Regions from separate parts of the Homo sapiens genome. Here region 1 is linked to region 2. Evidence: read pairs that join two places in POLR2A ChIA-PET (ENCODE). Cell type or tissue: A673. All regions are shown on one strand.

The links. Peaks named below come from ENCODE experiments on the same cell type or tissue, not always from the same donor. Only the 100,000 strongest peaks of a DNase experiment are listed, where the experiment ranks them.
Region 1: POLR2A ChIA-PET joins it to region 2 with 15 read pairs; 2 of 35 experiments call an interaction of 5 or more read pairs at or near these places.

Annotation. Positions count from the first base shown.
Region 1 is chr22:36,509,897-36,512,396 of GRCh38, reverse strand. It overlaps EIF3D (eukaryotic translation initiation factor 3 subunit D), which reads left to right. Exons shown (of 15, transcript NM_003753.4): 14 at 611-894; 15 at 1,397-1,542. The coding sequence ends at 1,410. Among named protein-coding and RNA genes, the nearest start is that of FOXRED2, 4.1 kb to the right of the region's middle. RefSeq lists an enhancer at 974-1,053. In A673, a CTCF peak has its summit at 1,244 (motif pointing left); a DNase peak (open chromatin) is centred at 1,226.
Region 2 is chr22:37,598,055-37,600,554 of GRCh38, reverse strand. No RefSeq gene overlaps it. Among named protein-coding and RNA genes, the nearest start is that of GGA1, 9.5 kb to the left of the region's middle. In A673, no CTCF peak of the experiment used is centred here; a DNase peak (open chromatin) is centred at 1,214.

The DNA.
Region 1 (2,500 bases), 1.1 Mb after region 2:
TGACCCTCCCCTCCCCGTGTACTGGACAATTGACTGGCAGAGATAAATCCAGGGGTGGGGTAGAGATGGAGGGGTCAGTTAGGAGACAAATGCCAAACAGCAGGCATGCTGAATGGAGTCCTGAACTAGGGCAATGGTGTCAATGAAATCCAGAACTGAGAACTCAGAAGACGATGTTTTCCCTTTCCCTTGAAAATAGCAGTGGACTGCCGGGCGCGGTGGCTCATGCCTGTAATCCTAGCACTTTGGGAGGCCCAGGCTGGCAGATCACGAGGTCAGGAGATCAAGACCATCCTGGCTAACACGATGAAACCCTGTCTCAACTAAAAATACAAAAAATTAGCCGGGCGTAGTGGCGGGCGCCTGTAGCCCCAGCTACTCAGGGGGCTGAGGCAGGAGAATGGTGTGAACCCGGGAGGCGGAGCTTGCAGTGAGCCAAGATGGCGCCACTGCACTCCAGCCTGGGCAACAGAGCCAGACTCCGTCTCAAAAAAAAAAAAAAGAAAAAATAGCAGTGGACCAGGTATCACCATTTAATTGACATTTGATCCCAAGTGTTGCTGTCTCTGTGCTGCCCTGCTCTGACCACTGATATCCCTTCCCCTGTTAGTTATGTGTCTCGGTACCACGTGAAAGACTCCTCACGCCACGTCATCCTAGGCACCCAGCAGTTCAAGCCTAATGAGTTTGCCAGCCAGATCAACCTGAGCGTGGAGAATGCCTGGGGCATTTTACGCTGCGTCATTGACATCTGCATGAAGCTGGAGGAGGGCAAATACCTCATCCTCAAGGACCCCAACAAGCAGGTCATCCGTGTCTACAGCCTCCCTGATGGCACCTTCAGCTCTGATGAAGATGAGGAGGAAGAGGAGGAGGAAGAAGAGGAAGAAGAAGGTGTGTAGCAGCCCACTTTCTGAGGTCTAGAGTGATCTGTGGGCTAGCACGGGAGCAAGCTCTGTAGCCATTGTGATCTTTAACCTTGATAAAACTTCGAGAATTCCCTGAGACTTAAGTATGAAGAAGCATTCACTTTGGCTCCAAGAGCTTCTTCTAGAGCCTTTAGATCACATCAAGTGGTTGGGGAGGATAGCGGTGTTTTAGAGAAGCGGCTGGACTGTGGCAGAGGTAGAGGAAGATGAGGGAAGTCCCAGATTGAAGCCGGTGGTCTAGAGGGAAAAGCTCCGCTCCGGGTTAAATAGCCTGAAAGTTGTCTCTCCTGCTCCACCAGCTGGTGACTGAAGGAAATACCTGCCCAGCCCTGTGAGCATCTGAAAGGCTTAACTTCGGAATGGAAGTGTTGAAAACTCACGCACAGTCCAGCAGAGGTTCAGAAAGGAAAGTGAACATCATATCACACAACCTGGCTCATTTCTCTTACATTTTTTGTGTCTTTCAGAGGAAGAAACTTAAACCAGTGATGTGGAGCTGGAGTTTGTCCTTCCACCGAGACTACGAGGGCCTTTGATGCTTAGTGGAATGTGTGTCTAACTTGCTCTCTGACATTTAGCAGATGAAATAAAATATATATCTGTTTAGTCTTTCCCTCATCGTCTGCCTGCATTAACGATTTACAGTCGTTTCTTCAAAGATTCCTGACAGAGTGGGGATGAGATTCAGCAATTTCTATGTGGAATTCAGAATCTGGGTGTCCTCATTTGTTATAAGAAGTCCATTTCCACAAGCATGAGTGCCTGCTGGCTGTGTGAAGGGCCACCTGTTGCTTTTGGAGAGTTCACTGTGAGGAGCTGGAGTGCAGAGCACTAGTACAGCGTGAAGCAGGGTGTGGGTGAGGTGGGGCTGCTGCGCCTGAGGGAGGCTGCCACAGAGAGCTTGATGGATGTCCCACTGGGTGATTGTGTAATGGTTTATGAATTGTTTTTAAGCTTGGCTTGGGCTGGTGACACTCAGGCCTGTCCCTACAAAGCATTGTGTCATAAGAGCTCTGCATGTTGAGGATATGTAAACTTTTTTTTTTTTTTTTTTTTTTTTTGAGACGGAATCTCACTTTGTTGCCCAGGCTGGAGTGCAGTAGCATGATCTCGGCTCACTGCAACCTCCACCTCCCAGGTTCAAGCGATCCTCCTGCCTCAGCCCCCCAGTAGCTGGGATTACAGGCATGCACCACCATGCCTGGCTAATTTTTGTATTTTTAGTAGAGACGGGGTTTCGCCATATGGGTCAGGATGGTCTCGAACTCCTGACCTCAGGTGATCTACCCGCCTTGGCCTCCCAAAGTGCTGAGATTACAGGCGTGAGCCACCGCACCCAGCCGAGGCTATGTAAACTATGTAAGTGGACACTGTTCTGTTCTGGACACTTGATGGAGTAATTACCCTGCCAGGTATTAATGCTGAGCTTTCTGTAGTATCTAAGCCTCATACAGAACTGTGATGCTGGCAGGAGTAGTACCATTGTAGAGGTGAGGAAACAGGCATGGTGGCTCAAACCTCTAATCCCAACACTTTGAGAGGCTGAGGCAGAAGGATCACTTTAGCCTAGA
Region 2 (2,500 bases):
TGTGACTTCGGGTAAGTCACTTCACCTCTCCAACCTCGGTTGCTGGGAGGTTAGAAATAACATGTACATGGCCGGGCACGGTGGCTCATGCCTGAAATCTCAGCACTTTGGGAGGCTGAGGCGGGCAGATCACCTGAGGTCAGGAGTTCAAGACCAGCCTGGCCAACATGGTGAAACCCTGTCTCTACAAAAATACAAAAATTAGCCGGGCATGATGGCACGTGCCTGTAATCCCAGCTACTCGGCAGGCTGAGGCAGGAGAATCGCTTGAACCCGGGAGGCGGAGGTTGCAGTGAGCTGAGATTGAGCCACTGCACCCCAGGCTGGGAGACAGAGGAGGCTCTGTCTCAAAACAAAAACAAACAAAAAAAGGAAGTTACACGTACATTACCTAGCACGCGGTAGGCATTCTATAAATTCTTTTTTTTTTTTTTTCTGAGATGGAGTCTCACTCTGTCGCCCAGGCTGGAGTGCAGTGGCGTGATCTTGGCTCACTGCAAGCTCCACCTCCCGGGTTCATGCCATTCTCCTGCCTCAGCCTCCCGAGTAGCTGGGACTACAGGCGCCCGCCACCACGCCCGGCTAATTTTTTGTATTTTTAGTAGAGACAGGGTTTCACCGTGTTAGCTAGGATGGTCTCGATCTCCTGACCTAGTGATCCACCCACCTGGGCCTCCCAAAGTGCTGGGATTACAGGCGTGAGCCACCGCGCCTGGCTGGCACTCTATAAGTTCTAAATAAAGAAGCCTCCACCAGCCTGGGCAACATGGCAAGACCCTGTCTCCATAAAAAAATTTTAAAAATTAGCCCGTCATGGTGGTGCATGCCTGTGGTCCCAGCTATTTGAGAGGCTGAGGTAGGAGGATGGCTGGACCCAGGAGGTTGAGGCTACAGTGAGCTGTGATCGTGCCACTGCACTCCAGCCTGGGCAACAGAGCTAGGTACTGTGTCAAAAAAAAAAAAAAAAAAAAGGCTCCAAATGGTGGCTGCTATTGGTATACTGGGAGAGGCCGTCAGTTCCATTCTCTAGGTTTAGGGCTTTGGTCCTACCCTTTTCCTTCTCTTCTCCTAGAGCATATAGCTTCAAAGCACCTGTCTTCACTTCTCCCTGCCTTGGCTTGCCTACAGCCCTGCACACTGGCACTTTGTCTCCCTGCCTCCCTGCAGGACAAGGACTTCAAGGACAGCAGGAAAGACTTGGATCAGCTCCAAGGAAGAACTTCCTTGTCTTTCTGTTAGAGTTGCAGCTGCTGGGGGGAGGGGATCAGAATGCAGTTCTCACAGAGTTAGAGAATTCTAGAGCGGGAAGAAATCTTTGAGATTGGGCCAGGCGCAGTGGCTCACACCTGTCATCTCAGCACTTTGGGAGGACCAGGCAGGCGGATCACTTAAGGCCAGGAATCTGAGACCAGCCTGGCCAACATGGTGAAACCCCGTCTGTACTAAAAATACAAAAAAAGAAAAAAAAATTAGCCAGGCGTGTTGGTTGCGTGCCTGTAATCCTAGCTACTAGGGAGGCAAAGGTGGGAGAATCGCTTGAACCCAGGAGATGGAGGTTGCAGTGAGCCGAGATCGCGCCACTTCACTCCAGCATGAGTGGCAGAGTGAAACTTCATCTCAAAAAAAAAAAAAAAAGAAAAAAGAAAAAGAAATCTTTGAGATCATCTATCTAGTCCAGAGCTTTTTGATATTTTGTGGCAGATTTCCAATTTAAGAAATATGTTTTACATCAGGATGGGATGAATTCAGATTTCGTGGAGCCTGAAATTTGTAAAAAATTGGGGAAACTCTAAGAAAAAAGGATATAAAATGACTGATGCAAAATTATGTATTTATTTATTTATTTTTTTGAGACAGAGTTTCGCTCTTGTTGCCCAGGCTGGAGTGCAATGGCATGATCTCGGCTCACCAAAACCTCCGCCTCCCAGGTTCAAGCGATTCTCCTGCCTCAGCCTCCTGAGTAGGTGGGATGACAGGCATGCGCCACCAGGCCCGGCTAATTTTGTATTTTTAGTAGAGACGGGGTTTCTCCATATTGGTCAGGCTGGTCTCGAATTCCTGATCTCAGGTGATTCACCTACCTCGGCCTCCCAAAGTGCTGGGATTACAGGCGTGAGCCACCACGCCCTGCTTATGTATTTATTTAGAGTGAGAAATAGATAAAAAACTTTAAAATGTTGGCAAATACCATAATTATTAAATCAGAACAATAAGATATTTTTACTTAAGCACCTGACATGCCACTGTAATACATTTTTTTCCTACAATTTTGGGCCACGTGCTTGTTATGTAGCAATGATTTTATTTTATTTTATTTTCTATTTTAATTTTTATTTATTTATTTATTTTTTGAGATGGAGGCTTGCTCTGTCCCCCAGGCTGGAGTGCAGTGGCGCAATCTCAGCTCAGTGCAACCTCTGCCTCCTAGGTTCAAGCGATTCTCCTGCTTCAGCCTCCTGAGTAGCTGGGACTATAGGCACGTGCCACCACTCCTGGCTAA